Linked DNA regions of Mus musculus: region 1 is linked to region 2. Evidence: chromatin loops called from intact Hi-C (ENCODE). Cell type or tissue: heart. All regions are shown on one strand. Each heading gives the region's core, and the rest is flanking DNA. Links, peaks and the distances in the headings are about the cores only. Region 1 overlaps Gdpd4 (glycerophosphodiester phosphodiesterase domain containing 4). Region 2 holds the start of Myo7a (myosin VIIA).

Region 1 (15,741 bases), core at 4,346-9,345, 140 kb after region 2:
AGATACACTGGACCTAATAGAAGAGAAAATAGGAAATATCCTTGAACTCATTGGCACAAGAAAATGGTGAACAGCACCATCAACACAAACACTAAGGCCAATAGTTAACATATGGGGTCTCATAAAACTGAGAATCTTCTGTATGGTAAAGGGCAGTATCATTCAGACAAAGTATCAGCCTACAGAATGGAATAAGATTTTCACCAACTACACATCTGATATAGGGCTAATATACAAAATATATAAAGAACTCAAGAAACTAGATATCAAGAAAAAAAAATCCAATAAAAGTGGGGTACAGATCTAAATAGAGATTTCTCAGTTGGGGAAACTCAAATGGCTGAGAAACACTTAATGAAATAAATGTTCAACATCCTTTGCTGCCAGGGAAATGCAAAACAAAACTACTTGGAGATTTAATCTTATACTTGTCAGAATGGCTAAAATCAATAAAACAAATGATAGCTCATTCTGGCAAGGATAAGAGGAACAGTCATCCATAGCTGGCAGGAACGCAAACTTGTATAGTCACTACGGAAGTCAGTATGGCAGTTCCTCAGGAAGACAGGAAGGAATCAGTCTATCTCAAGGTCCAGCCATACCACTCTTGGTATATATCCAAAGAATGCTTTATCCTACCACAAAGACACTTGTTCAAACATGTTCTTTGTTGCTCTATTCATAATAGCTAGAAACTGGGAGCAACCTACATGTCTGTCTACAGAAGAATGGATAAATAAAATGCAGTATGTTTACACAGTGGAGTATTATTCAACTGTTTAAAAATGACTTTGTGAAATTTTCAGCATATGGATAGAACTGGAAAAATTATCCTGAGTGAGCTACCCCAGACCTAGAAAGACAAAACTAGTCTGTATTTGCTTGTGTGTAGATATTAGCTGTGAAGTCAATGATAACCAGGCTACAGCCAACAGAACCACAGAGGGTAGGTTTAGATTGAGTAAGGGAGTACAGGAACATAAAGATGTCACTACAAAGGGGAAATAGAATAGATAGGTATGACTACATGGGGGTGGGGCTGGAATGGGAGGATCAAGTGAGGAGGGGAAGGGAGAGAGAGTTATGGGAAGGAGTATGAGGAAGACAGCTGAAATGAAGGGATAATATGAAAACATGATACAGTAGAAATATACCTAAAATATATACATATATAAAGGAATTCTAAATGAAATTGCCAAATAATGAGAGAGACAAGCATTCCAACTGATCATCAAACAAAACTTCTAGTACCAGGATTTGGTTGCATCTAATTGAGTTGTTGGCCAGAGAGGTCCCACGAGAATCCCCCAAACAACTGAGGCTGTCGCTAAGACTGCAGGTTGCTCTTCACAAACTGACAGCAAGGCCCCATTGCTGCAGACAACACCTACACAGCTCACTGAACTTAGAGAAGTCGAGCTCATGCTTACATGAGCCTCCATCCCTGCGTTCTAGTGTCATAAAGGTACTCCCCACATTATGGTTCTTTCAATTCTCAGTTGAACTTGTTTTGTTTTGTAATTTCTGTTTTTTCTCATTGATCTTGTTACTTTCATTAATTTTAGATTATAATTTTATATAAATTGATATTTTTCTTTATTACTTTACCCTCTTCTTATCCTTATTAGTGATGCAGTTGTCTTCAACATCTGTGATGCTGTTGTGGTGGCTTGCCTTCTCCTTTCTGCATGGAAAGTAAATTCTTGGACCCTAAAGCATTTGCAGGAAATGTTTTGCCACTAAACTACCCTACCAGCTTGCAGGGAACCATGGAGTTGGCCTGGCCTAGGTTCTTTGAGAGCCATGTGCCATAGATTTTTTCAGACCCACAGTCAGACATTTTAGAGTGTGAGAGACCTTGGAACACTCAGCCCTAAATGGGATGCTCATCAAATCTCTCCTCTCAGAGCTCAGGGAGCCCCACACAAGAGAAGGCAGAAAAGGTGTAAGGGACAGAGTGGATAGAGGACACCAAAAACCCAAGGCTCTCTAAGTCACCATGAGCAAAGTTCATCTGAACCCACAAAGACCAAAGCAGCGTGCACAGTAACCGCGTGGGTCTCTGATTCTTGTGCCCTCCCTTGGGCTCTTTTCCTTCTGTTGGTTTGTCTTTTTTAATTTTGATGTGATAATTTTGTTTTATATTCTATTTTGTTATATTTTTTAAATGAATTAATGAATAAATATGTGAAAATCTAGCCACCAGGGTAAAGGATAACAATTGAACTGTCATTTATACCTGCTGGATTAGGGAAAATCAGTTTTCTCCAATGGAGTGATGCTGGGTATATCAACTACTCCAGGGCAAACAGGCTTCATGACCATGAGTCATTGACCAGTATATAATAGACTCCACAGTTTGTGTATGTGCTTTTGTTTAGTTACAGTTTGGTGGGGGTTTTTCTTCTTGAGTAATGTTCTATTTTGTTTTCTAGGGTTTGGGGGGGTTTGTATTGGGTTTTAGGTTTGTTTTTTTAAGAAGAAATTGAAGTTGAGCAGGTAGGGAGGGGAAGATGATCTGGAATAACTTGAGGGGAAGAATATGATCAAAATATATTTAAATTTAAACATTGTTTTAAATAATGAAATATAATAAAAATTGGAATCAGAGAATACATTTTAAAAATAAATTTAAAAAATTAAAGTAAGATGTATAGATTACCTACCTCATTCCTAGAACTTAATTTAAAGGCTGGTTAACAGAGCCTGACTCTAGACTTGCTGATTATGCAGAAAAACAAAACAACAACAACCCAAACGAACAAAAGACTGTATCTGTGTTTCTTGTTACTTGACCCTTCTTATTCACTTACATAAACTAAGAGTTAAATAATATGAAATCTGCTTTTAAATAATCAGTAAAAGTTACAATCACAATAGGAGACTGCTATATTATTCAGAGCATAGAATACAGGAAAATTTTGGTTGCTTGACACTATTTTTAGTTTTTGTATTATGTGTGTTCTATCTGTGTATGTACATACCTCTCCATACACGAGTCCAGAGGAGAAAGCTGGTATTGTCCTTTGTCCCTCTCCCATTCTCTCATGGAACCTAGAGATTGATCTTTTGGCAAGTCTGGTGACTCCCTGATCCATCGGCCTAGACACTCAGGCTTGCAGGGCAAGCACCTTACTGACTGAGCCATCTCCCAAGTCCTCATTTTTAAAAACATTATTCTTTTTCTTTAGATAGAGTCTTGCTATGTTGGTTGGATTAGCCTCAAATTTATGATCCTTCTACTCCAGGATCCTGATTTCTAGGGTTATATATGTACACCACAACCAGCTACTCATTACTTCTTCTGATTAGGGCCCGGACTATATAAAGTTATATGTTAGTTTATAGAAAATAAGAAAGTTAATTTTGTCCAATAAGACAAAATGGTGCTTTTTTTTTTTAAATAGAAGAAGCAATAACTCCAAGGGTCTCAGTTTTGTCATTTAGTACATTTACTCAATTTGTGTCTAACTCAGCAGCCTGATCTCACCTTCCTTTCATTGGCTACACATAGATTAGTTTCTCACAGCTCTCCTGAGAAAGCCTTGTTAGTCCTGCCTGTTCTTCACTAGTTGCTAAATATACCCTGTTCACTATCCATACAATGAAATGGGTTTTTATTACTGTAAGAATATATACTTTAAAAAGAAATATAAGAAAGACCCCCAGAAATGTTGGTTAGGCAAGAGAAACAAACATTCACTAAGTTTCTAGGAACAGATCCTAGAATTCCCATATCTGTTATTTCATTATCAGTTGGGCTGTTGTAGTCCATATCTAGAATGTCTCTAAAGATCCATGTGTTAAAGGCTGGTTCATGACAGTGACAACATTTGGAAGATGTAGGTCACTGTGGGAAGTGCCCTTGGAGAAGCATGTGGAATCTAGGTCTCTTCTTTCTCTATTTCACTTCTCAGCCATTGGGAGCTTTGCTCTGGCATGTGTTCCCTACCATGATGTGACTAAAGCAACAGTGCCAACAGATCATGGCCTCAAGCCTCCAAAGCTCTGAGCTATGAGAACCTTTTCTTTCTTGTAAGCTTGTTATCTCAGGGTCTTTGTTATAGTAATAGAAATCTGACTAACATACAACTATTAGATTTTCACAAGTCTCTTAAGCATAGGGATACTAATAAATAATGATCAATTTATAACCTTCAATCAATTAATGGTCATTACTATCAAACAATGAATCACCAGAATGATTTTCACAATTGTGGTGGTTTGAATGAAAATGGCCCCCATAAGCTCATAGTGAGTGGCATTATTTGAAAGGATTAGGACATGTGGACTTTTGGGAGTTGATATAGACTTATTGGAGGAAGTGTGTCACCGACAGTGGGTTTTGAGGTTTCAGAAGCTCAAGCCAGGCCCAGTATATCTCTCTTTCTATCTTTCCTCTGTCTACGGGTCTACATGTAGAACTCTCTGGTCCTTCTCCAGCACCATGTCTGCCTGCATGCTGCCATGTTTCCTGCCAAGATGATAGTGGACTAAACCTCTAAACCTGTAAACCAGCCTTTGTAAGAGTTGCTATGGTCATGGTATCTCTTTACAGCAATAGAAACCCAAAAACAACAGCAAAAATTTACTGAAAAATACTACCCTTTAAATACTTTAAATCACAGATAACAATCATTTCAGCTACCTTCTGATGACATATCAGAAAAAAGCAAAGAAAGCCCTACAGTAAAGCCTAAAGTTCCCTGTCTCCCAAATAAACCAAATGTGAACTCCAGGTTTCAGAATTCACAGTAGCTACAGTCATAGTGAAACTAAATGCTATATGCATACCACCTAACATGCTAAAGCCATTGAAAAAAAAATACCCACCAAAATCTAACATAACAACACACCCAATCCTGCTACTGAAAACTAGTCCCAGAATCTGAAAATAGAAAATGACTGGGCTTCCGTCCTTCTTTTATGACTCTGAGGCTCAAACCCAGGACCTTGAACATTCCAAGTAAGGGGTCTATTACTGAGCTACATTCCCAGCCCTAGGAAAAGTATTGAAGGGAAGTTTTGAAAACCCAAACCAAGAACAATATTTAACAGAAATATTAAATATTACATGCTATACCCCCCAGGTGGAATCAAACCATAGAAAATAATTATGGCTGTCTTTTGGTAATAAACACCATAAAGTTCCAACTAAGAACAACCCAGAAAAATTACCCATTAGATTAAAATACCACCCACTCAAATCATCAACTCTACAGGTCCATCAAACACCTCAGTTTGATGAAGCGTTGTCTCATCTTGAGTACTATATTTGATCCTACAAACCCTAATAAGATTTTTAGGAGCAATGCTGTATACATCTAATACATAATAGCCCTTCCATTGTTAAAACATTACGTGGCTCAGCAAGATGGCTCAACAGGCACCTACATCAAAGGCCCCCACTATCAAGCCTCGTGACTGAGTTTGACCTTTGAGACTAATGTAATAGAATGAGAGAACCAACTCCTGAAAGCTGTCTTCTGATTTCTACCCCACACATATGCTCACATACACATGTGCATGATGGTTTGAGATTTGACACGGTTTCACTCTGTAGCCCTGGCTTACGGAGGTCCACTAGCCAGCCTCCTCCCAAGAGTGAGAGTTAAGGGGCTTGGAGAGAGCGGGACAGGAGGAGCAGGGGAGAAATGGGGGAACCTGTGCTGTAGCTCCTTTGCATGGTCGCCTTTCCCCAGGGAAACTGAAGTACCTTTTCACTTCTTACCCCTGTTTTGGCCTTGGCTCCTCCACCTTTTTAGAAGAGGAACCAGGCTAGCATCTCTCAGTGGGTTCCAGTATGCAGCCAACTGGTATCAGTGCCTCCTACCCAAAGACAGTGGAGCAGCACTTCCCAGTGGCTCCAGAAGAATCAGTCTCGAGTGTGTGTGGGGTCAGAACAGATTGCTGGAAAGGACCCAGCGCAGAGTAGGAAATACCACAAGTAAGCTGCCTACTACCCAAGATTTCCCGAAGCCTGTTGAAGAGAAGGTCGGTCCCTTCACGAAGGTAACAGAAGCCATGGGATTCACTGGACCTTTGAAATACAGTAAATGGAATATCAAGATCGCGGCCCTCCGCATGTACATGAGCTGCGTGGAGAAAACTGACTTCGAGGAGTTCTTTCTGAGGTGTCAGATGCCTGATACATTCAACTCCTGATTCCTCATAACCCTGCTTTACGTCTGGATATGTCTAGTCCGAATGAAGCAGGAAGGCCGGACATAGTTCATTTCGTGTGGGAAGATATGGAGCAGCGAGGCCGAATCATGGGGGTTAATTCCTATATCCTAAAGAACAAACAACATGGCCCTCGTGACAATTTCTAAGCAGCAATCTTGGGATACGAAGAGGGGATCCTTTCAGATGACCACGGCCTGGCTGCTGCACTCTGGAGAACCTTCTTCAACCAGAAATGTGAGGACCTTCGACATCTTGAATTGCTGGTGGAGTATGTGAGGAAACAGATGCAATACCTGGACTCCATGAACGGTGAGGGTCTGCTGCTGACAGGGGAAGTGAGATGGCGCCCTCTGGCGGAGAAGAATCCACAAAGCGTCTTGAAGCCCCCATGCTTCTACTTAAAAATGATGAGGGCCTTTGAGAGACTGCTCCCTCCAGACAGCTGGCTGGCTGGCTTTGAGGAACCTCCATGGAAGAAGTGCCTGTTTGCCCCAGGACCCTGAAGAAGGTGGCCTGAAGTGACTTTTGAACAGCACCTGTTGAATACTTAGCCCACTCGTGTTGAGTTTCTTCTTCCTGATCTGGCAGAGTTACTGCTGGGAGGTCCTCTTGCTCTTCTGACACGTCCCCTCCCTCCAGAGAATCCCCAAGCACACTTCCCAAGTCCCTTCAGCACCACACGTGACTGAGACCACACGTGCCTCCTTATACACACACTTGTTGAAATATATATTATGAAATCTCAGTGGTGCGTTCACTACCTGCCCCATGATTTATGTTCTCAAACGAAAGACATACACATAATCTTTATATTTTAATATGTCTTGAGTAACTCAACAGCTGGGCCATTGTCTAACTTCTATGTGGTTAATCTCGAGTTTCTATTTACTAAATCTTGTGTTCTGCCTTGGCTTTTGGACCCAGAGGGCTGCCCAACTGGTCTGCGCTCTGGCTGTGCTCTCCCGGCCCCTTAACATGGAAGTCACGGCTCTTTGTCTTGTAGTCTTCCCAGCACGCTCTCCCTGCACGGCAGATCTTCTTCCCTTTCCCTCTTCCCAGTCCCAAGCTCAGAAATCCTAAAACCCTGCCTGCCTGTCCTCTCCAGCTATTGGCTGGAGGCATCTTACTTACCAGTCAGAACCAACTGGGGGCAGGTTCCCAGAAGCTACATGTAGATGTTTTGTGTAAACAGTTTTGGGGGGAACATAATTAACATTAAAATATAAATAGCTACACACACTGGCTTTAGTGTAATATATCTTTGAAATACATCACCACCATCATCTGTGGTTCCCCTTGGTAACCATCTCCCTATAGCATAAATAATACCTTTACAATTACGTATTCTCCAACTTTCTAAAGAAGAAGGTGACTCAAAATTATATCATACATAATGTATGTTTTATATCTTACAGTTTCCTTAATTAGCCTGTCTTCTTCCAGAACCTCACATCCTCACTGTTTAGACTAAGTCAGAAGTTGTTCTCATATGCTTCTGAAATAATAAGAAATTTACTTGCGTTGACACTTATCACAATGTATGCTAGCTGTGCATTTGTAACATTGTTCCCTTTGCGCTGTCAGCATACTCCTTATACTGCTCCGTTTGGGTTATTTGTCATTACTTTCCATGTGCCTTGTACCCAGGAGGTACTTAACACATTCTTAAATAGCAAGAATTCAAAAATAAATGTTTCCAAGTCTGCTTTATGACAATTGTAAAATATTCTAAACAGCTAGGAAAGTGCCATGTGTGTTGCAAACATACTATCAAAGGATGTGAAATGCTTGGGTAGGACAAGCAGTAAGGGTTGAGTTTACAAGTGTATTATCAATCTTTCTAGTAAATGCTGACCCATGATACCCTGAAAATGTGACAGCCCTGCTACTAAGCTGGGAGAGACCCCATATGCTTTAATCAGTCTTTGCCTTTTACCTTTCTCTTTAGACACAGGAACCTGAACAGAGGGCTTCACACAAGTTCACAGAGCCAGAGTCCTACCTTTAAGAACCATTTGCCGGCATTCAGAGTTGACAGGAAAGTCCAGTTGAAGTTGGAAGTGTGGTTTCCAGCCGCTGATGGTAGAACCTCTTTGATGTTAGTTGTTCTAGTCAGGTCATAGTCATGCATGAGGAAAGGCACACTATCAAAACTGCAGACAGGAGGGGAAAGAGAGGGAGAAGTACAGAGGATAAACCTAGCTATCATGGCATACACGGCTCCCCAAAGCCCTTCAGGGTGGCAAGCCTTGCAAGGCCTTCTCACATTCCCTCCAATCTCAGCAAAGGACTAAATGCCAGTCAGATGCCACCATTTTCCTGCCCGGGAATCAATTATATATATATATATATAGTGTGTGTGTGTGTGTGTGTGTGTGTTTATACTGGTGGTGCTGGAAGAGTAGCTTCTTATTTAGAAGATTGCTGACATCAGGAATGACCTAAGGGTATAGTGAATGGGAGTGACTATGAGATAGGGTCCCCAGGACCATATTAGACATGTTTCTGTGTGAGTTTTCTGGATTTTTCTGAGCCTTTTCTCAGAGTAGCACCTGTTCCACATTGCACATTGACCTAAAACAAATTCCCGATTTCTCTACTTCCTAGTTGTTCTGTAGAATCCCTAACTTTATTACACTCTCTCTTTCTTTCTCATTAAAATAATCACCAAGAGAATATCTAAAATGGTCATGAGGTATTGAGAGGCTGTTTAGCTTGTCACAGCTATAAAACAGGACAAAATAAAGGGAGTAACTATTAGTCAAAGGACAGCTGGGACTGCAGTATTCTACTTCTGATAAGAGGGAAGCAATTAACTAATCTGTAACATTACACAAGCTACATTCCTGATATTAGTAGAGTTTTGTACAAGAAGGGTGAGCCCAAAGGGACCTAGCCTTCTTGCTGCAATGAGAAGAAAGAGATCAGAGTAGGAAAAGAAAATTGCAATGTATTGAAGAGTCCCATAGAGGATGGAGCTATGCCAAAACAAAGAATAGCTCCTGAGCAGTGCACACAGAGATCTTAAGTCTTACAAAGTGTCAGTCGGCACACAGGAAACTTTTTGGAGCTTAGCAAGAACAACTTTCGGGCTGGTGGCACAGCTCAGTGGAAAAGGTATTCACTGCCCAGCCTGCCAACCTAAGTTCAATCCCCACAACCCATATGGTAGACGGAGAAAACCGGCTGTCCTCTGACCTCTAGATGTGTGTCCATGCACATGCATACATAAACATGCAAGTAAATAAATGCAATAGAAACTTTAGACAAACAACTTTCAAGAAAAGAAAAATTATCAGAATCCCCCAAATGGCAGAACTCACATGAGGTGTGAGTCAGTCGATTCCATTCAACAAGAGAGGAGAGACCTCAGTAATTGCATGGGTATTCGTTACAGATTCGAGAAAGACATACCTTAGAAATGAAGATAACTTAGACCTAGAACAGTGTACATCCACTTAAGTACCTCCATAAGAGTGCTTAAGACCTCTTCAGAGGATCAAACTAGTTAGAAGTACTTCTACTTCATCGACCTGCTAGAAAAAGCCCAACATTCTTTAGGGAAACAACAAAAGTAGCCCCCATCCATGTAAAATTACAATGTCTAGCATGTAATAAAAACTTTGAGATGTAAAGATCCAAGAATATGTCCATATATGCCAGTGAGCTTCTTTGACAGAGACAAACTAAAAAATAACAGTGGATAGGATTAGACAAGGACACTAGATAGTATGGAATAATATTATAAATTTGCAACTAACATGCAAAGTAAACATGAATATAAAATATTTCTGTAGAGCCAACTTTGGTGGGATAAAACATGCAGGAGGTTGAAGCAGGTGATGTCTAGTTTAAACCTTGTCTACAGGTAGTGTGTGTGTGTGTGTTATAAGAAGAAATTGAAATTCTGGTGATGAAAACTATAGTAATTAGATAAAAATCCTGCTGGATAAAATTTACAACTATGGTTGGAGAGTGGCCCAGTTGGTAAAGTACTTGCTATGCAAGCATGAGAACCTAAGTTAAGATCCTAGCACCCACATAAAACCTGGACACAGCACACATTTGTAACTCCAGCACTAGGAAGTAGAGACAGGTAGATCTTGAGGGCTCCCTGGCCATCCATTCTAATCTAGATAATGAGATCCAAGTTCAATGAGAGATTCTGTGTGAGGCAGGGGTGCAAAGAATGAGAGAGAAAGGTATGCCAATGCCAACTTCTGCTCTCTACATGTGCCCACACATATGAACACTTCTATTACTGCCACACACAAATATGTAACAGGTCATTCAAAGAGCAGGGGATTTGAAAATGGAGCAATACACTGAAACACAGAACCCAGAAGCTCTGGCCCTCAAAGCCAGGAATGGCTTATCATTCAGCTCCCGAGTTCTAGGAATAAAACATGAGCCACCACACCTGGCTATCCATGCTATTTTTATTACCATAGCATAGTAATAGATTTTGAAGATCCATAGTATAATTCCTTCTAGTTTGTTCTTTTTCCTCCAAACTGTTGTTTATGGTTTTTTAGTAGTCTCATACAATTTTAAAACTCTTTTTTCTAGGTCTGTGAAAACTGTCATTGATCTGTTGACAAGGATCACACAAATCCATAGAGTCCTTTGGGTACTATGGATGTTTTAATAGCACAGAGTCTCCCATTTCACAAATCTAGGACATGTTTATGTTTTGTGTGTCTTTCCATTTCTTCACCAATGTTCTATAGGTTTTAGGGGACTGAGATCTTTTATCTTTTCAAACATATTCCCAAGTGTTATATTGCTTTGCATCTAGTATAAATGAAAATGTTTTCTTGATTTTGTTTGTTTGTTTGTTTGAGAGAGGGTCTTACTATGTAGTGCAAGGTGACCTTGAACTCATGATTCTCCTACCTCTGCCTTTCAAGGCTGGGATTTTAAGTATGTATTACCATGCCCAGATCTTGATGTCACATTTCTTTTGTGTGTGTGTGAGTGTGTGTATGTGTGTGTGCGCACAAGTAAGTCATCCCATGCATTCATGTGTGGATGGCAGAGGTTGGTGTCAGGTATCTTCCTCTATCTCTTTCCATCTTACTCATTGAAATAGGGTCTCTTACAAAAACCTGGAGATCACCAACTAGCAAGACCTGCTAGCACATGGGAACCTTCCTATCTCTGTTCCCTCAGCATTGGGGATACAAATGTGTGATACCATGTCTAGCTTTTATTTGGGTGCTGGAAATTAGAGCTTTGGTCTTCATGCTTACACAACAAACACTTTACCTATTCCAGCCCCCACCTCTTGATTTCTACCTATCTTGATTTCTATCTCTTGATAACTGACCACTTACTAGCCATAGCAATGCTACTATTGATTGAGTGTGGTGCTAGGAACCCCACAATTGGACCTAGGACCTCACAAATACAAACTCTCAGTATTACAGATTTCTGTGTGCTGAGTTTGTATTTTGCAATTTTGTGGAAGAAAGGAAGGTAGTTAGAAAAAATACATAATATGCTTTCTATTTTTAAAAATGTGTTAAGATTTGTTTTATGTCTTATCATATGATTTATGATTTATCTTAAATGTTGTTGTGTTGAATGTGTTGTTAAGAAGAATCTATGTTCTGAAGCTATTTGATATCATGTTCTATAGATGTCTGTTGGGAACATTTGGTGTTGAGCACAACTTAACTCTGTCATTTCTTTATTGACTCTCTCTGGATTATCATCCATTGTTGGTAATGCAAACTAGAATTCTTACTATTATGGTATTGGTGTCTATATATACCTTTAGGCCTATTAATATTTGTCTTATTATTTGGGCTGGTCCTCCGACATCAGTCAATTATTAGTTGAGGAAATGCCCTACAGACTGGCCTCCAGGCCAATCCTATGAAAATGATTTCTCAATTAAATCCCATCTTCCAAGTTATGTCTAGGTTTATGTCAAGTTGTGGCAACCCAACTTTCACAAAGACAAATGCTAGTATCTCCATTTTTTCTGCTTTCTGGCTCAGGATAAAGTAGCCAGCTCTACTGTGTTCTCCCTGTCATCATGGATGGAATCCCCCCATAACAGTGAGTCCCAAACCAAATCTTTCCTTCTCCAGGCCACTTGGGCCAGGTATTGGTCTCAGTGATGAGGAAAGCAACTAATACATTCACATTGGCTGTGATCAAAGTGGTTCCGTGGAGAACCTTTAACTCCTAGAACTCACATGCACCTCTCCTGGTCCACAACGATATGTCTGTCTGTCTTAGGTACTCAGGGAACACTTGTTGTGATCGTTGTGTGGCTCCAGAAAGACCACACCAGACCAAACAGTTCCACTTGAGGTTTATTGAGAGAGAAAAGGGCAAGGTGGCAGCAGAAAGGGAAGGGGGAAAGAAAGAGGGAGATCAGAGGGGTCTTCCTTTTAAATATAGATATTGACGTAGCCACAGGTAATGATGGGAGGTGAGTCAAGTGGATTCTGGGAATACGATGGCTGTTGCCTTGGCAAAGGGTGTGTGGGTCACGCTGTTGCCTAGATGTGATGTCAGGGGTCCTGATACCAACACTTATTACTTTGAGGATATCCTTTTTGCCTTTTGAAAGTTTGACATCGTCATGCTTTGGGGCAGGTTTTGTTGAGTGATTAGTGACCTCTGACTTTCCTGTCCCTGGATATTTGTTTCCTCCTGAGGATTTGGAAGTTTCCATTTTCATCACTAACTTTCTGACGAGTTGCATATCCACGTGGAATTACTAAATCCCTCTTGAAACCCAACAGATTGAATCTTTGCTCTTCTAATTCTACTCTAAAGCTGTTCAAGTATTCTTCATGCTTTATATTCTTTTTTCTCTCCAATTATGGTTTCAAATAGCCTGTTTCTGAGTTCATTACTTCTTTCCTGTATTGGTCTCTTCTATCTCCTAGATTTTTAATGACTTACTGTGTCATTTCAGCTCAACTAAGCTTTATTTTTAAAAAATGCTTCCATTGCTGTCAAGTTTCTCTGAGTACTGAATCATTCTGTTTTCTTTTGAAGGTCATCAAGTTTCTTTAAAACGTCTTAAGTTCACTATCAAAGACTATACTAGTTACCATTTGTTCACCTCCTGGTACCTTATTTCAACTGTCAGGTGAGGTTATAGTTCCATGAACATCCCTGATGCTTATTAGTGTGTGATGTAGTTGCTTCAGTTTTTGTACTCTGGCTTTGTGCTTACTTTTCTAGAAAGTCTATGCAGGCTATGTGTTTTCTGTTGGTCTATAGTAATTTCTGCAGCCATGTGTGCTGGAGTCACTGCAGGAGCACTGCCACTGTTTCAGCACTAGAGGGTGGTCCAAGCCCACGCTTACTTCAAATCCCCAGATGCTAATTTGCTCATGGAGTGAACTAGAGAAGTATCTAAACCTCTGCAGAGAGTTATATTAGTCTGAACAATTTCACCCACAGTCACCAGGAGGTATTTAGACACTGAAGACTCTGCCCTCTCTGGATATAAGTACCATGGAGGGACCAGCCCCAGGCCTCTATGCCATTCTAATATAGGGCCACCAAAACTGCAACACTGTCACACTCACAGCAGACAGACTGTCAAGAATTGAATTCTACACTGTTGTTGACTGCCTACTGCTAACTCATAGCCAGAGTCTGCTGCAATCAGTCACAGGTGGCACTGGGAAGGAAAAAAAAAAACCAATAAACCAGGGCTGTTGTAGAGGGCCTTTCCACAGATAGGCCTGAGGACAGGGACTGTTAGGGTTCTGACCAGTGTGAGGTTTCATACATCCAGTATTAATCTCCAAGGCAAAGTCCTATGCTTGTTACCACATCCTCTCCACAGCATAGTCTTGCTATCCAAGTTGGGATAGTGTTAATGTACTCCATCCCAACTTACGATCCAGCCTTGGTGGCTCACCTCTGGTAGTACAGCTTTCTCTGCCCCGTACTTGCAGATGGACCCCTCTACATCTGCCCTGTCACCAGTGACGTGTACTCAAAAGCTAATAAGTCATAACTGAGTTTTCCATTAGGACCTGCAAAGCTTCAGGGGTATATCCAGGCTCGCACTACAGCTGCTGGTGAATCAAGCCAGAAGACAAATGTATCCCACTGGGATATAGATCTAGGGAAATTCTAAAATCTCCATCTCTGAGGACTAGCCGAGGAATACCTGTGCTGCCCAAGGCTTGGCAACAGGTAGCACAGGAAGTCTTTAAGCTGCCAAGGCTGATGCACTTGAATCTCACAGGGCCCTGCATGGGCTGGGTGTTTGGGAGTGGGAGTGAACAAGCCCAACCCAAGGCTGATAATGGACTGGGCCAAAACTTGAGTCTGTCCGGATTCTGAGGTCTCTCTGACTGAGGCTCAAGCATACCTAGAGGCTCTGTCTAAGACCTCAGCAGGATGGGTGTTTAGTTTCTACCTGACGCAGGTCTTCTCCAAAGTAGGCAAAGTCCTGTGGTAGCTTTTGTGCTTTGCTCCCAGAAAGTAGAATCTTGCTTTCTTCTCTGCTAGTCAACATTGGGAGAGAGGTGGTAGAGGTAATCCGGTAGCTAGTTAACACAATTCTAGTAGTTCAGTAGTCATGAGTGTTGGTCTGAGGACAGGGTCTACAGGCACCTGACAGGCCTGACGTTGGATTTGAGGTCTAAGTCCTGTACTTGATTCTCTCCTCCCATCACTCCCTCTTCTCTCTCCATGCTTCTGAGAATTGAAGGAAGGCTGATTGGCAATTCTTTTCTTCCTGCTTCTTCAATAAATCCTTCCTTATTATTTTACTAAAACCAGGCAGTATGGTCCCTTCCCTGGCTTTCTTGGCTCTTGTAAATGAATAGCTGTTCAAAAGGGTATGTCTATGGTAAGATTATCATTAGAGGATTTGAATCAGATTTGCCATCTTGCTCTCTCCTAAGACATTCAGATAGATGAGTAATGCTAGTACTACTCATATTTTCCTAATATCTAATGAAGTTGAAAAGATGTGCACTTATGAACTTGTTACCTGTATATCTTCTAGTATAAAATATCTATACATGGCTTTTTGCTAATTTGCTAAGTGGTTCACTTATTTTTAATAATACTTTACACTACTGTAATGTTTTTTTTTCATTTTAATCTTTGAATTTATTTTCTAGAATTTCTTACATGAGTACTATATTTACATAATTTCCACTACTTTCTGTCCCTGCTCCAACTCCTGTTGTATGCCCTCATTCATGACCTCTACTTCTATAAACATTATTGACATATATAAAAATAAACAAACTAAGTCTATTTGGTGTTGGTCATATATGCATGTGTTTAGGGACCACCTAGGGTTGGGTGACCTATCAAAAAGCTTGTCCCTGGAGAAAACAGATTCTCCCACTCTCAGTGACCATTGATTACCTATAGATAGGTGGGGCCCAAACGCTTCAGAAAGTAAACAAATGAAGTTATAATTACTGAAATATAAAATAGGACTAAGAAGACAAATAGCAAAAAGGCAATAAATTGATGGTTATCAACACACACTTTTTAATAATAACTTTAAATATTAATGGCCTTAATTCTCCAATCAAAAGATCAAAAGTT
Region 2 (15,741 bases), core at 4,031-9,030:
GCCACCTCCACTCCCAGCTATCACTCTGTGTGTTTAACATTCCTGGTTCCCTGGTGCTCATCTGTGAGCACAAGGGCCTCTGTGCTTTTCATACCCTTCCCTTCAGCCCTAACCAAACACTAACCTAATCTTGTCCTTATAGATGTGCTAGTTCTGGATATTGTCTGTCTGTGTATCCTACTGATCCTTTCGTGGTAGCCACTTGGAGATGGGATAGTCTCTGATGCGGGGCTGTTTATGCCCCATCTCCTCTTGTCTCCACACAGGTGGAAGAGAACCGCCAATACCGTATGCACAGCCTACAGCATAAGGCCGCCAGCTCCATCTACATCAATTCCCGCAGCGTTTTTTTGAGGACAGAGCTGCCCGAGGGCCGCTACGTTATCATCCCTACCACCTTTGAGCCAGGCCACACTGGCGAGTTCCTGCTCCGAGTCTTCACAGATGTCCCCTCCAACTGCCGGTGTGTGGGGGCTAGGGCTAGTGACCGCATGCATATATACCCCATGCTGGGCTGGATTTTAACATGGGTCTTACCATTACTACCACATGTCCCATCTGTCATCTGAGGATGAGAAATAGTATCTATAAGTGCTAAGTGCTCTGCCGTCCTGAGAGGAGGAGGTGGGGCAGAGAGGCTGGAGGCCTGTGGTAGTGGGTGTGGTTGAGTTTGCCATGAGGTTTGCTTAGCTCCTTGTTTTGAACCCCATCTGCACATTTGTCTTTATGCCGCCCATCCATTCCCCTATCCTGCCCTGTTTCAGGGAACTACGCCTGGATGAGCCCCCTCGGACCTGTTGGAGTTCCCTCTGTGGCTACCCTCAGCAGGTGGCCCAGGTACATGTCCTGGGGGCTGCTGGCCTCAAGGACTCCCCAACAGGTGAGCTCCTCTGGAGTTTACCTCAGGCTCCCTCTACTTCAGTGCACACCCCAGTCTCCTGAGACCTCAGCACCTGTAGACCATCAGCCATCCAGCGGGTGATGTGAGCTTCTAGAGAGGTCCACTCGTGCCTCCCTGGCGCCCCCATGTGGTGGGGACATCAGATAGCCGCTGGGGGTTCAGAGACAGCTTCTCTTCTTCTAGAGAAGGTGTTGAGCTGAGAAACCCATATACAGAGAACGATTGGCAAGAACCATAGGCCAGAGGCCACTCTGTACTCTTCCCTCTACCTGGCCCTAGAAAGTAGGGGACTAGGAAGGTGAATCAGTGTCCTGTTTCCCCTTCCCCTTTGGGACAAAGATCAGGTTGGCATGTCACCTTCCAGACACCTGTCCCATTAGGCTCTGTACCAGCCCCGTCCTCACCCCAGCTCCCCAATCCTCTCTCCAGGAGCAAACTCATATGTGATCATCAAGTGTGAGGGCGAAAAGGTTCGCTCAGCTGTGCAGAGAGGGACCTCGACACCAGAGTACAATGTAAAAGGCATCTTCTATCGCAAGAAGCTGGCTCAGCCTATCACCGTGCAGGTGAGACCCACTCACAAGCATATCCTGCCCCTCCCATAGCCTGTCGATCCGAGAGGTAGGGCCCTGGGCAGAGAACCCTTCCGTATGAGCCCAGGTGCAAGCTTCTGTTGCCTTGCCCCACCTCTTGCACCTCTGAGGGGGCTGATGTTTAGTCATTTTGGGTCTGAGAACCAACAAGGTTGGTCTCCCAGCTGAGGACAGTGGTGCTCTTTGCTGACCTGGCCCAAAGCCTTGGTCACTCTTCCTCAGAGCTTCCACAGTCAGTCTACTTGAGAAGGTGACACTGAGGTCATGTGTGGTGTGTGGCTGTCTCCTAAGAGCCCCGGGGAGCTGATCTGAATGCCAGTGACCTTGGGCACAGTTCCTTTCTCTCAGTCCAACATGACTGGAACACGGTGACTCTGAGCTCATTATCAAGGAACCTTCTCCTCTGTCCCCGGGGCCAGAGCAGCCTCTCTCTGGGCAGGAAACCATCTGTAAACAAATGCGTAGCACCCTGGGGGAGTTACTAGATTTTCCAAGTTTTCTTAACACTCGGTCCCAGTGGTTTAAATCACAGACTTGTAGATACTGAGTCTAGAAGGACCATTAGGGGCAGGTAATTCAAGGCAAATATTAAAATGAGATGCTGAGTGTGGTGGCCCACATCTTAATCTCAGGAGACAGAGGCAGACAGACTCTAGAAATTTGAGGCTAGCCCGATCTATGTAGATTAGACTGCTAGCAAGGGCTACATAGTGAAACATTGTCTCCTGAAAGAGAGAAAGGAAGGAAGGAAGGAGGGAGGGAGAGAGGAAGGGAGGGAGAGGGAGGGAGGGAGGAAAGAAAAAAGAAAGAAAGGAAGGAAGGAAGGAAGGAAGGAAGGAAGGAAGGAAGGAAGGAAGGAAGGAAGGAAGAAAGGAGCCAGGCAGAATTAGGTCAAGTTCAAAGTCCCTCCCCCTCCCAACCCAGTTCAAGTTTACTAGAGCTAGTAGTGACAGGTTGAGCTTTCTAAGTGGTAACATGCTTTTATGGGGAGCCTGAGGCTCTGGAAGAGGGCACCCCATCAGTCCATGGGCTTTTCCCTGACTGGGCTTGCACTGAGTGAAGAGGCTTCTAGGTCCGGCTGCCCTCACTCCCCACTGCCCTAGGCTATGTTCCTGGTCTTAGATAAACCCCTCCTTCTTCACCCTCTGTCTCCTCTCAGGTTTGGAATCACCGAGTCCTGAAGGATGAATTCCTGGGCCAGGTGCACCTGAAGACTGCCCCGGATGACCTGCAGGACCTCCACACCCTCCATCTCCAGGACCGCAGTAGCCGGCAGCCCAGTGACCTGCCAGGCATTGTAGCTGTGCGAGTCCTCTGCAGTGCCTCTCTCACGGCTGTCTGACCCCAGCCTGCCTGTCCTGCCCCACTAGTCCTCACCACTACTCGCATGTCCCCACCTTGCCTGGGACCAGCCTGGGAACCAGACACTGGGGCCCTTTCCTCACTCTTCCACTGACCCACTGTGTGACCTGAAGAGAGCCCTGCCCTCTCTGAGCCTCAGTGTTTGGAGGGCCCCAAAGAATTCCCGTCTTGTGGGGGAGTTTTCTTGCCTAAGATTTAATGCAGTTCTCTCTACCCAGTGGGCGCTGCTGTTAAGGGGCCATCTGCTGAAAACGTTTCCCCAGGCCCTGCTGTCTGCCAGGAGTGCCAAGTGTCAACTGTTTACACACAAACTGCCATGTCCCACGCCCCTTCCCTCTCCTTGTTTGCTATGGGGGAGATTGCTTCCCTCCCCAGATCTTTGCTATGTAGCTTAGAGTGACCTTAAACTTATGATCCCCCTGCCTCCACCTCCTCAATGCCGTACCACTATACCAGTTTGAGTGGTGCTGGGTATGGAACCCAGGGCTTTGTGCATGCTAGGCGAGCACTTACCAACTGAGCTACATCCCCAATCCCACTACAGCCCATTTTAAAACCATCTTGAAAGAACCCTTATTGGCATATGCAGGAGACATCTGCTCATTGTCTAATGCCTGACCCCCATTCATTTAGTTATTCAATATAGACTTGCCCAATTAGCCCATCGAGCCTCCCTAGGCTTCCCGATTCTCAGGTCTTCTCGGAGGCAGATCCCTTCCTGAGCTCCAGGCTCTGACTTCACCGTCACCCTCTGAAGAGCTATGATCATGCTGGTGAGAAAGTATGATTTCCCAACCTCTGCTTGTGGTGTTGGAAGGAGTGGCCTGGCCAGGCAGGTTGATGTAAGGCTATGGGAGACCCAAGGGGAACACATGCTGCCTCTGCTGAAAGACCCTGGGTTTTTCTTGGAAGAAAGGACTCTAGGGTGGATGGTACCAGGCCTTCAGGGTTAGATCATCTGTCAAGTGTCACCGATGGGGACTTCTCATGACCAGAGGGCTCTGCACCAGCATCCCCAAAGAGCCAAGAAGGCCACCATGCTTTTACTGTCCAGACCAAAATGTTGCTCTCAATCCCCAACATTTGATAGTCTTAGCATTTAAACAAAATCTCCGAGTGAGGGAGGCCAGCCCCCACATTTGTCCTCTGCAGGCTCATTTTGTTGAGCGTCTGCTTTTATCTTGACACTGAGCACGAGAGGGCACGGGTGGGTGCTCACAGTGGGACCTTCTTGGAGGAATCTCAGAGGGGGACAGAGATGAGATGTGCATTCCTGGCTGCCACCTGCATTCCTGAGGAACTCTTGTTTACTGGTGCTGTGGCTCACAGGTCCCCCTCTGTGCCCTCCTTCAGCTTCCAGGCCAGACTTAGTAGATAAATAGTAATAATAATAATAATACAATTGAGTTATCAGCCACAATTCCTTTTGGAACTGTTACACTCTGCCTCTGGTCCCTCCAACGTGGTCCTCTTCCTGGCTGGAGGTGCTGGATTCTGACTGCCATCTTGCTCCATGGTGGCTCTTCTGGCCTGGGACCCGGTCCACAGGAAGGGCTAGGAGCTGAATTAAAGATGAGAGCATCCCTCCTGCACACTGGGGCTTCCCTTCACCAGGAGCAAATCACTTCAACCTCCCGTGCCTCGTTTCCTCCCTCTGTAGCATGGGGCTCGAGACTCCTGTTTGTGAGGGACTCTTACAAGGATAAGAGCAAGGCCACACCACTTCCGCTGTGTATCAGTCTATCATACACTCCGCACGGTCACATGATCACTTCACTTCTCGATGGCTATTGCAGACCAAGACTGCAGTCAAGAAGGGAGGGTGAGCCTCACGATCTTGGGTCTCAGGGCCTGACATAGGGGTCTTAGCTCAGCCATATCCCTCTGAGGCACAGGGCGAGCAGGGACCAAGTAGCAGACGAGTCGATGCTTCACCTGGCATCTAGCCACTGCCTCCCACTTCTAGCAGAACTGGGTCAGCAGCCCTGTTCTTGCTTCCTCTCTCTTAAGCTAGGCCAGGCTGGCTCCTGGCTGTGAAGGAACTTCCGGTCCCCAAGAAGCCTTGAAGACTGGACAAGGGAGGACAGGGTGGAGCAGGGATAGCCGTGGCTTCATTTATCGTTTGCACCCAGGAGGCCTTGTAGTCTTCCAATTGCAGGAGATCAGCCCTACAGTGTATTCTACGTGAACCAACAGGGCCTGGCCTTCACTCCTCCAGGCCACAATGCCCTGGGGTCAAGGGAAAGGAACTCTGTTATCTTCTCAGAATAAATATTACTGCCGCTCTAGAGGGATCTGTCTGTTTCATTTTTCCCGTACCCCGCACCCCCCCACACACAAGGGTAAAGACAGAGGGCACAATGGGTAGCTGACCTCTGGTCAGAAGGATGAGCAAGGAAGGCCTTGGGAATCACAGATAAAAGCTGGCCTTGCTGGTTACCTAGTGAGTCAGAGCCCAGCTCTGTGGAATCCTTCAGGTTCCCTGCTTCCAGTCAGTGTGGGGCTGGCTTTGCTGAGCTCTGCCCATCTCAGGCCCTGGGGACATGGGGGCACACAGTTCCTGCTCTGCAGCAGCCTTCCAGCAACTGGGGAAAATGTACAAATCATGTCTGATCGAAGTACTGTAGTGTCCTTGATAAGCAGTGTCCCTAGGAGCTGACTCTTAGTCTCTGAGTTCAAGATCTGTGCCCTGTTCTAGTGGAGAGGAGAGACTTACATGCAGGCCACAGACGGAGGTGGCAGAGCAGAGATCCTGGGAAGGTGCGGTAGCTAGAGCTAGGAATTTATGGGCAGGGCCACGGGTAGAAGCTGGGTCGGGTTGTGGAAAACGAAATGATGGAATACGACGATAGATTGGATTTGAAGGGGCGAGGGTTGTATGAACTAAGACCAGTTCTGCAGTGGTTCAGATGTGGTGCCCTTAAGAGGCTCAGGTGCCAGAAACCAGTGCCCCTTCTGGATAGGGCAGAAAACAGGCAGAACCTGGAGAGGTACGGTGGAGCATGAGGTGGTAAGGACACACACCATCTCAGGTGGTTTGTTTTGGGGAAAACAAGCATGGATTTCTAGGTTTCTCCGATCGGGTGACCTGCTTAGCCGAGTTTGGGTGCTGAGGAAATGTCTCCGTTATGGTTCTGAGACCACTTTCTCACCCACCCACTGCCTTCCCAGCATGCACCTCAGCCTCAACGAAGCACACCTGCCCCAGTTGCCGCCTTGTCGATTGGGCTCTGGATGCTCCAACCTGTGTCTCTCCCACTCTGTGTAGGCTCATGCTACTCACCTGACTCATAAGTATCAGTTTCGTAGGTGAAGGCTGCGTTGGGTGCAAGTCAACCTTGGACCCTGGTCTCACTGTGGCACCCTGGTATGAGGAAGTTGACCGGCTTTTCCTTAGTCTTGTAGCAGTTGGCTGTGCCCAGCAGGTGGCACCATTGCACCATTGATTCTCCCCACTCCATACCACTATAGATTCCACCCCACCCTATTCCCCTCCCCACCTTAACCCACCCACCCCCACCGAAAAGCAGCTTTCCTGAGTAGATGTCCCAGCTGGCAAGTGTGGGCAGAAGAAGGGGCCAGGTCTCAGGAGGAGGAGGAGGAGGAGGAGGAGGAGGAAGAGGAAGAGGAGTCCTTCAGCCTCCTTCCTCATCTACCATGATGAGTATTTGTGTCCTGTTCATTCCCACCCACTCCCTTTTTTAAATCACACATTTAAATCACACACACACACACACACACACACACACACACACACACACACACACACCGGGTAAGTCTGTCCTGCGTGAGGTGGCTCCTACTCAGGTGGCTTTGCAAACTGTCTGGATAACAGCACACTCAAGACTCCTAGGACAGGCTGTGGGGGCCAGTTGTAGAGCCTGGGGGTGGGGTGCATCTTGGGGAGTCCTGGTTTGGATGTTGTGTCCAGCCAAGGCTCCAGGTATTGCCAAGCCTGCTCATTTATATGGTCTCTAGTAGTGCCCTGACGAGGGAAGCTGGGTGAGCAGGGGAGGCTACTGGGAACTGAGACCCAGCAAAATCATGAGGAAGATGGGACGTGATCAGGTGTCCTAACCATGCAGAGATGGCAGGTAGTAACACATGTGACAAGAGACCCTGAGGTCCTGATGGTTGGCCCCAGGCCCGAGGTTCCCACTGGCCAGCAGTGCCCCCTGGAGCTTCTATGCCTTGCATCCCTGCTGGTTAGCTTTACACAGCACCTTGGGCAACCTCTAGACGTTAGTCAGCAGCCCCAGCACAGCCCGCCCCTCATGCTGATGTCACCACATCCAGACCTTCGAGGCCCCCAGGGCTCCGCCTCCTGGGAGAAGGCTTTGGAGGGAGAGGGCGGGTGGCAGTGCAGGCTGGACAGCTGCCCTGAACAGAAAGAAAGAGTGACCCAGGGAGACAAGAAACAGAGTAGCCCAAGGGAAGCCCACAGCAGCAGCAGATCAAGGCTCAAGCTGGAGCTGAAAATTTGCAGGCTCCAGCCTCAGCTTCCAGAGTCCTCCTGACCTGTGACCCCTGGCTCCTGGCTGGGAGGTGGTGACTCGGAGGGTGTGGATAAAACCCAGGTAAGGATGGGCTGCCCTGGCTGGAACTTTTGGACTGGGGAGGAGTTACAGGCTGGGGCCTCCTCTGGAGCCTCTGCCCTTAGGTTCCTGGGACTGGACTCCCCTGAACCTACAGGGGCCTTGCCACCATAGGCATGGAAAGAAAATGCCCCGAGCCGTGCACATGGAGGCTTATGCCCTAGATGAGGGAATAGCTGAAGAGCACAGGGCCTGTGGAGTTGTTTCCGGGTTGGAGCTGGGTCAGGGGTATCCAGAGGCAGGGGTGAAAGATGGGAGTGGAGGCTGGGGGGGCAAGTGTGGATGCCTCTCTCTGCTTGGTCTTTTGGTCATCTCCCTGATAATCTATCTCTCCTTGCACACGTTGTTTCTTCTTTGTGTGCCTTACATTCTCTATCCGTGACCCAAGAACATGAAGGTTACCATCTGGGGTTGCCCAGGGGTCAAGGTAAAATCAGTTGTGGGTCTAGGGAAAAAAACAAAACAAAACAAAAAACTATGGTTCTTTGTTCTCAATTTGAAAAGCAACAGTCTTACACACTAGTCTAGTCTGGGATGGAGAGGTAGAGCCTCATGCATGGGGTAGAAGAGACCTGAGCTTTTCCATGGGTCTTCAGCTCTACCCTCCAAGTCTACAGTCCCAGTCTGTCCTGCAGCCTTGTACCAGCATGAGTGAGGCAGGGGCCAGGCAGCCTCTTCAGACGCCAGCTCTCATAACTACTGCTGCTGCCTTTGGGATTATCCCCCTGCCAGGACCCCAGCGTGGTGTAGGTCTCCCGAAGGACCATATGCCCATAGAGACCCAGGGCGTGGGGTCAGGGCTCAGGTGTCAGGCAGTGTCGTGGGCAGAGGATCAGATGTCCCAGTGCCTCTGAATGGACCCTTGTGAAAACTTAATGCTCACTCGAGGGGCAGGCCAGGCAGGGATGGAGGGGCCTCACACCAAGACCTATGGGCTGGGGCTGCTTCTGGTGACCACACTCGAGGCAGCAAATCCATCTCGAGCCTATTCCTGGGTCCAGCTCTGTGCTGGATGAGGTAAGAGATGAGGGCCACGAACAGGTGTTAGATCATTCTGCCATGTGTCCTAAAACTCCTAAAGCAGTCCTGAACCAGGAGCAGAGTCCAAATCTTACTTAGTGCCAAGTCTTCCCTGCCCTGCTGTGTGACCTTGGGTAAGAGATAGTCCTTCTCTGAACTTTGGGCAGCCTCAGGACATTAGTCCCTGTCCCAGCACAGCCCACCCCTCACGCTGATGTCTGGTACAGGGCTGACTACACTCCTTTCAAAGCCCTTTGGGATGACGAGGGCAGCTTTGGGCAGTGGAGGTGGTGACGGTAACTGAGGCTCTGGTCACATAGACTGAGCTTTAATCAGAAGGATGGAAACCAAGAAAGATTTCCGTGAGGGAGGAGGGGTAGGGGTGGGGTTGGGGAGGAGTCTAGGTGGCCCTGCAGATCCAAGCTGCCTGGGCTCAGGGCGTGCCATGGTCTCTTCCCACAGAGCTGTGTCTGGTCACTCCGGCAGGTGTGCTGACGTAGAAGCATGGTTATTCTGCAGAAGGTGAGTGCGTCTCCTCTCTCTCAGAGCTGCAGAGGGCCATGCTGGGTACCTCACATCCCACCCTGCATGTCCTCCTCTCTATGTGCTTAGCCATTGGAAACGGATTCCAGTTCTTCCTCTTGGCAAACTCCTACTTAGTCTTCAGAACCCAGCCGTGAGAATTCCCACCTCTGCCACCACGGCTTCTTTGGTTGCTGACACGTGTCTCTGGGCAGGAGTGATGATTCATCCCCCAGTCCCAGACATTCCAGACAGAGGAAGCACATGCAACGGCCCCAGTGTAGAAGGTCTTTGGGGAAGCAGTTAGCAAGTTTGCTTAGGGGGGACCTGGGCAGAAGTGAGTCAGGGTGACAGGGCCCAAGCTGGAGCTCCCCAGGGAAGAGGCACAGGTGCTGCCCATCAGCTGAGCCTTCCAGGCCCCCTACTCCCCAGAGCCATTCTGGTCTCTGACCCTCAGCCCTTCCCCGTGATCAGCCTGAGACTCATGAACTTCTTGGTCTCCAATGTGGGAGCCAGGAATGTAGGCAGTGCGCCAGATGGGCCGGGCACAGAGCCTTTGGGCTGAGAAGCCGGGTGCTACTGGGGCTCAGCCACGAGTTTCCTGTTGTCTCAGGCTATGAGAGGCCAACGGAGCAGCCTGGCTGGAAACCCCAAGGCTGCACAGGGCCCATGTGTTAAAGGCAGGCTATAGCTCTAGATCAGGAAAAAATTCAGGGACTGAAAGCTTGCTTGATGGCCCATCAGAGAAAGCCAAAGCCAGGCTAAAAGGGGCTGATGGGTGGTGATTCACACAGACACCCCCCAGAAGGAGGATCCAGGGTCCCCACAGGCCTCAGGGGTGTTCCCCAGAGCCTCTACCTGACTGGACTTCTTTTCCCCTGGACTGTTTGCTTCTGACTATCTGTGAATGGTGGCAAGCTTCGTCTTGCAGGGACTGTTTTGGTAGTGGATCTTTAAGTGAATGGTGGCTCTACCCATTTTCAAGTGGGACATACCTTTCTATTACATCTCTCATCCTCCACGGTGCCCCGGCCATAGGTGCTGACCGGCTCAGCAGGCTCTGGATTTGGATGATGCTGGGGGGGACCTTGAGCTGCCCATCCAGGTCCCTTCTGACCTGTGCTGTAATCCCTGAACTGCCAGACTCTGTTGCCTTTTCTGCCTGCCGCTCACTCCTGCCGGTCTCACCCTCTGCTCCCTCCCCTGACCTTTGCTTCCCCCTCCTGCTGCCTACATCCTCCCAGGCCTCAGCCTATTTTTGGGGAGACTCTTTGCTCCAGTGACCCTGGAGATCATGTCTCCTCTGAATTCCTGGACCCGAATAGAGTACTAGAAACAAGGGTAGCCTCCTCTTGCTCCTCAGCTTCCCTGCTGGGAACCAGGCCCCTGTGACTTGGGGTTGGGTACCGAGGGTTGCCCAGCTAAGAGCACCATTTAGATGCAAGAGCTAAGCTGGACTCCTGGCCTTGGCTTTCCATCTATGAAGCTGTAGGCTAATTGCTGCCATCACTTTGCAAAGGGCTGATGGTAGGAGGGTTGAGAGTATCATGTCCTGCTAATAGAACTGTCCAGCCTCGGCTTAGCATAGAAGTCCACAGAGGTCAGCTGCCACATACCTTCTGATAACGGTGCTGTGCCGTGTTCCCGTGCTTTTTTTCTCTTACTTTATTTAAGATGAGGAAATCCCAGGAGACCTCAGAGGATCCGATGGTGCTTTTTCCATGTGCAGGTTGCCCTCCCGTGGGAATATGTATTGCAGGTCATTCATTCAGTTTCTCTCCTTCCTTCTGTACCTCAGCCTTCCTGAACCACAGATTCAACTCACTCATCTTCATTCCTCCCTTCAAATCCAGCCTTCCTGAGCCACGACAGGGTGCCAGGCACATAGGACACGTGCACGACAGTGGGCTAATTCCTCAAACTCCGCTACTCCCAGAAAACCTTTTGCTTTGTGAAGGGTTCCAACTGGCCAGGCATGGCATCTGTGGTTGTCATCCTAAGTGATTCGGTGAAGCTATGGGGTGGGAACTCAGTCTATTTCCCACACGGGAAGAAACTGAGGTTCCAGCAGACTCACTGAAACATAATCTGGGCAGGCCCGGACATGACAGGAACAAGGAGCTGATGGAGAGACAGTTGTCAAGGAAAGGAGGCCTGGGGAGGGGCACAGGGACCGGGGCGGGGGGTGCGGGGAGGAGAAGCCAGACTGTCCCTGGGTGGCGTTGCAGGGTAGAGACTTTTTGTGGAGAAGCCTGCTGCCAGTCTGGGCACACCCTTTGTCTTCATGGCCTTATGAGTTAGACAGAATCCCTAGGGAGTCTTAGGGTATCTGGGGCCCCCTCACCCAGCCTCATTCACCTGCCCCACAGAGCCCCCACTGAGGCCTAGTTTCATGCCAAGCAGAACCCTGAAGATGAAGACTGTTCCCTGCCTCTCTGGAGAAGTTTCCAGACCAACTGAGTGTCATCTGGAAGCCAAAATGTGACAGCTAGATCCCAGGGGGACAGGAGGATGAGAGGAAGCCTGGGTATCAGAATCAGGGAAGCTGTGAGACTATAACAAAAGTCCCTCCTAACCTAAGTCCCAGGAAGATGTCCCCAGAGTGGCCAGGCCAGGTGACATTGGAAAGGAGACTCCTGGCCTCTGTGGTACACACGTAGCTTCTTTGAGGACCTTGAAGAGGCTTTTTCACTTCAGTCTGACATGACTTTCCTCTGTGTTCTGTGGTAGGCCAGGGTGGGAACCACGTGAATTTGACCCAGATCTGCAGGCAGAAGGTTTGAAGATAGCTCTGGGCCACATGCTGGTTGGATTGTGACTTAATAGAATATAATGCCTTCTTTGTCTCTTGTTACAAGTCATGACTTTGAATCTGTTAGGCCTGATACCGATGTGAACACCCGGCTCTCTCTTGGTTACTGTTTGCCTGGAACGCTATCTGCACAAAGACCTTGGATCTAAAGTGAGTCTCGTGCAGGCAGGAAGTCCTTGGTAGAATCCTGTGTTCTTATCCATTCTGTCGAGTTCTTCCTTTCAAGTGGTGCCTACTTAACTACTGGTGAGGACTTGACTTGCTGAGACCAGTCTCATTTACCCAAGGCTAGCCTCCGACTTGCCATGCAGTCAGGAATGACGCTGAACTTCTAATCCTCTGTCCCACCTCCCCAGCACTGTGGTTAAAGAATGCACCTTGACTGGTTTTATGTAGCACTGGGGTTTTGTGCTGGGCAAGCACTCCGCTGATTGAGCTCCATCCCCAGGCCCCTGCTAAGGCCTTTGCTGCTGAGCTATTTGTTCTCTAGACATTTTGTAACATCTCTAATCCTCTCATTATTGACATCTTTTGTGCTTAATTTATTTTTTCCAATTTACTATTTTGATTCCTTTTTCAAATCCTCCTTTTTATGAGTTTCTTCTTCTTCTTCTTCTCCCTCTCCCTCTCCCTCTCCCTCTCCCTCTCCCTCTCCCTCTCCCTCTCCCTCTCCCTCTCCCTCTCCCTCTCCCTCTCCCTCTCCCTCTCCCTCTCCCTCTCCCTCTCCCTCTCCCTCTCCCTCTCCCTCTCCCTCTCCCTCTCCCTCTCCCTCTCCCTCTCCCTCTCCCTCTCCTTCTCCCTCTCCCTCTCCCTCTCCCTCCCCTCCTTCTCCTTACTGCTCCTGCAGAGGTCTGAAATTCAGGTCCTAGCACAATGTCAGGTTGCTGGCTCACAGCAGCTAGGAGCTAGCTCCAGGGACTCCAACCTGTGCACTCACACATCTGCTGTACGTTTACACAGACACACAAACACATACACATAAATTTTAAAAAATTCTTTAAAATATTGTTTAAAAACACTTTTAAAGGTTTTTTTTCCCTTTATGGCTTCTCTTAGGCTTACAACTAAGATCTTAAATATACAATATAAAAACCAAAATAACTTCAATGGTGTATAAGAGACGTGAACCTCTAAAGATCCACAGCGTTTTCCATCTTCACAGCTTACAGCTTTACATACTGCGCATCAAACATATTAATACAGAGTTATAACTACTTTTTGCATTTCCAATCACAGGAAAGGAAGGGAGAATTACACACCAAAGTACAATACTGCTCTGTAGACCAGGCTAACCTTGAACTTACAGAGATCCACCTGCCTCTGCCTTCCACGTGATTAAAGGTGTGTGCCACCACTGTCTGGCTTTTAAATTTTATTTAATTTAATTTTTTTTATACAGACTCTTGCTATGTTGCTCAAGCCATCCTTGAGCTCACTGTGTAGCATAGGCTGGGTTCAAACTCCCAGTGCTCTTACCTCTGCATCTGTGGTATTATAGGCTTGCGTCATCACACCTGGGTTTTTTTTTGTTTGTTTGTTTGTTTGTTTTGTTTTGTTTTTTGTTTTTAACATTTGAAGAACACCCTCTTTCTGCCTTCAGCCCTCCTTGGTTTCAGAAGAGGAGTCAGCTTTGTGCATAGTGGAGATTCTTAGTGTAAAAGGAGTGGCCCCTCTCAGCTTCTCTCTCTATCTCACAAGAGAACCTATTTTACTAGTGTCACCTGCAGAGACAACCTTCCAGTACCCTGCTGGACCTCTCCAGGGGACCTCTCTCCAGCCACCAGATCCATTGTCTGCCCTCTCCCTGTCCTTTGCATATCTTTGTGCTATCCCTCCATCTAGAACACCTTTTCCTTCTCAGAGTCTCTCACTTGTCAGCAGCCACCAAGCACACAGGATTTGTTCACAGCACCCATGGTTCCACAAACCCCTCTTCCCGGTTACCGTCCCTCCACATGCAGAGGAGGACATGGATTACCCCAGGTAAAGGAATTTGCCCAAAGAACACCGCTTGTGGCCAAGTGGGATTGAATCTAAACTGTCTGGCTCCAGAGTCCACGGAGCTGATACGAAGGCTGCACTGACCCTTATCTGGTGGCTCTCCCTTATCTGTGTCTCATCCCACGAGGATGAGAACTCGAGGACATGGTGTGTTAATAGGACCCTCTGTGCTCTGCTCCACCCTTGGTTCTGTATGGACAGTTAGAAAATGCCCAGAGTCCACGTGGGCTCCTCCCCTTCATTTTAGGGGTTTCATGGGCAGGCAGGCACGAGGAGGCACTCTCATGAGAGCAAGGTGGGTCCCTGAGTGTGGAAAGGGTTGGTGGCAGCAGGAAGGGGCAGCAGTAGGATGGTGAGGTCCTGTGTCCCTGAGGCTCAGCCTGGGTTGTGTGGGTAGAAGGAGGTGCTGGCCTGGCCTGACAGCCCTGAGCTGCCTGTGCCTTCTGAGGGTCTCCATTCTCCCCAGGCTCTGCTCCCCGATGGTGTTTTCTAAGGGAGCACTTGAGTTTCTAGGGTTCCAGACCAGAAGGGTTGTGTGAGATGGATAAGAGAAGAAAAAGGAGAAATGAGGTTGAGAGAGAGGAGGGCAGACAAACAGACAAGCTGAGGTGGGGCAGGAGGTTGGAGGGCATCATGGATCGACAGTGGCATCTGGCTCAGGGCTCTGCATCGACTGGAGCCTGGTACCTCATCTTGTTTAGATACCGGGACACAGGAATGCTGCCAAGGTCCTACAAGGTAAGCCCGAGTCATCTTAGTGGCTGGAGGTCCTGGGGGAATCCGGGGAACCTCGGAGATACAAGACCACCCATAGTTGACCCCAGGGTTTTGGGGAGGAGGATCAGACAAGCTCTTCAAGGTTCAGTTCCCCTGGAGATGCCTCCTGGGAGATTTATTTATTTATTTATTTATTTATTTATTTATTTATTTACGTAACCAGCTTTTATCAGCCCTCTGTGCTATCCCTCTGTCTGGAACAGCACAAAGATCTGCAAAAGATAGTGGGGGAGGGCAGACAATGGATCTGGTGGCTGGAAAGAGGCCCCCAGATTTTATTTTTATTTTACTTTATTTACCAGCTTCCACTCCCCAGCTAGTTGCTGGGAACCACCCTGCTCTGTAGCCCTAAAACTTTTCTAAGTTTACGTGCTCCCTCCCCTACAGTAGTTGGGCTTTTCCTCCTGCAGAAAACAGACCGATTTTCTCCAACACTGCGGCCAAGATGAGGTTTCTGGAGCTCTTTCCTGGCTGCGGTTCCAGAGATGTACCCTGGGAATCTGGGGGTGTCAAGGTCCCTCAGTGGGAGGGGTCGTAGCAGGCAATGCCCCTTCCTCTCCAGGCCCACGGGCGTCACCTAAGCCGCCGTTGCCATGGGCCCCTGGCAGATGGCCGGGTTTAGGGTTCCCAAGCGGGTGGCGTGCGGGATTAGGTGAATTAGGAGCCCGCTTCGTGTCGTGAGGCCACCAGACCCAGCGCACCATGGAGTCCCCCGGAAGCCCTGCTGACCCAGGCGAGGCACCCGCCCCGCCGCCTGGCAAGTGGGCTCTGGTGCGAAACTTGAACCAAACGCTCAAGACCTTCGCGGTCCTGCCGGTGAGCCCCGGGCCGGGAGGGGAAGGCTCACTTGCTTGAGCCTCAATTGCCCAGGAAGTCAGAAGCCAAATGGGATGCAGGGGCTAGAAGCGCACGGGAGACTGCAGCCCTAGGATGCTGCATGGGACTTTGGTGTGAACTTGGCCGAAGGCACACCTCCCAGGATCTGGAGGTTTTGCCATGTAGAAACCCAGGGATGCCATGGGGGAGGGGCAGACTAGCTGAACCAAGTTAAGAATAGAATTCCCAGCTTTTACAGGGGAGTACCCTGAGGCACATAGTGGGGCATCCTAGAGTCCCCCCTCTCAACAAAGGCTAGTAATTTGCCACCTTTCCCACTTC

The links. Peaks named below come from ENCODE experiments on the same cell type or tissue, not always from the same donor. Only the 100,000 strongest peaks of a DNase experiment are listed, where the experiment ranks them.
Region 1: it touches region 2 in a loop (4-fold over the local background); 16 of 42 quality-filtered maps call a loop at or near these places.

The regions. Positions count from the first base shown.
Region 1 is chr7:97,975,421-97,991,161 of GRCm38, reverse strand. It overlaps Gdpd4 (glycerophosphodiester phosphodiesterase domain containing 4), which reads right to left. Exons shown (of 18, transcript NM_177696.3): 11 at 8,189-8,339. It also overlaps the pseudogene Gm19204. Among named protein-coding and RNA genes, the nearest start is that of Gdpd4, 63 kb to the right of the region's middle. In heart, for the core only: a CTCF peak has its summit at 6,532 (motif pointing left); no DNase peak of the experiment used is centred there.
Region 2 is chr7:98,110,968-98,126,708 of GRCm38, reverse strand. It overlaps Myo7a (myosin VIIA), which reads left to right and starts at 7,216. Exons shown (of 49, transcript NM_008663.2): 1 at 7,216-7,433; 2 at 8,934-8,993. The coding sequence starts at 8,976. Capn5 (calpain 5) reads left to right here. Exons shown (of 13, transcript NM_007602.4): 10 at 267-463; 11 at 765-880; 12 at 1,331-1,467; 13 at 2,654-5,150. The coding sequence ends at 2,836. In heart, for the core only: a CTCF peak has its summit at 6,249 (motif pointing right); DNase peaks (open chromatin) are centred at 4,724, 6,268, 6,808 and 7,158; H3K4me3 peaks cover 742 bases; H3K27ac peaks cover 1,626 bases; H3K27me3 peaks cover 490 bases.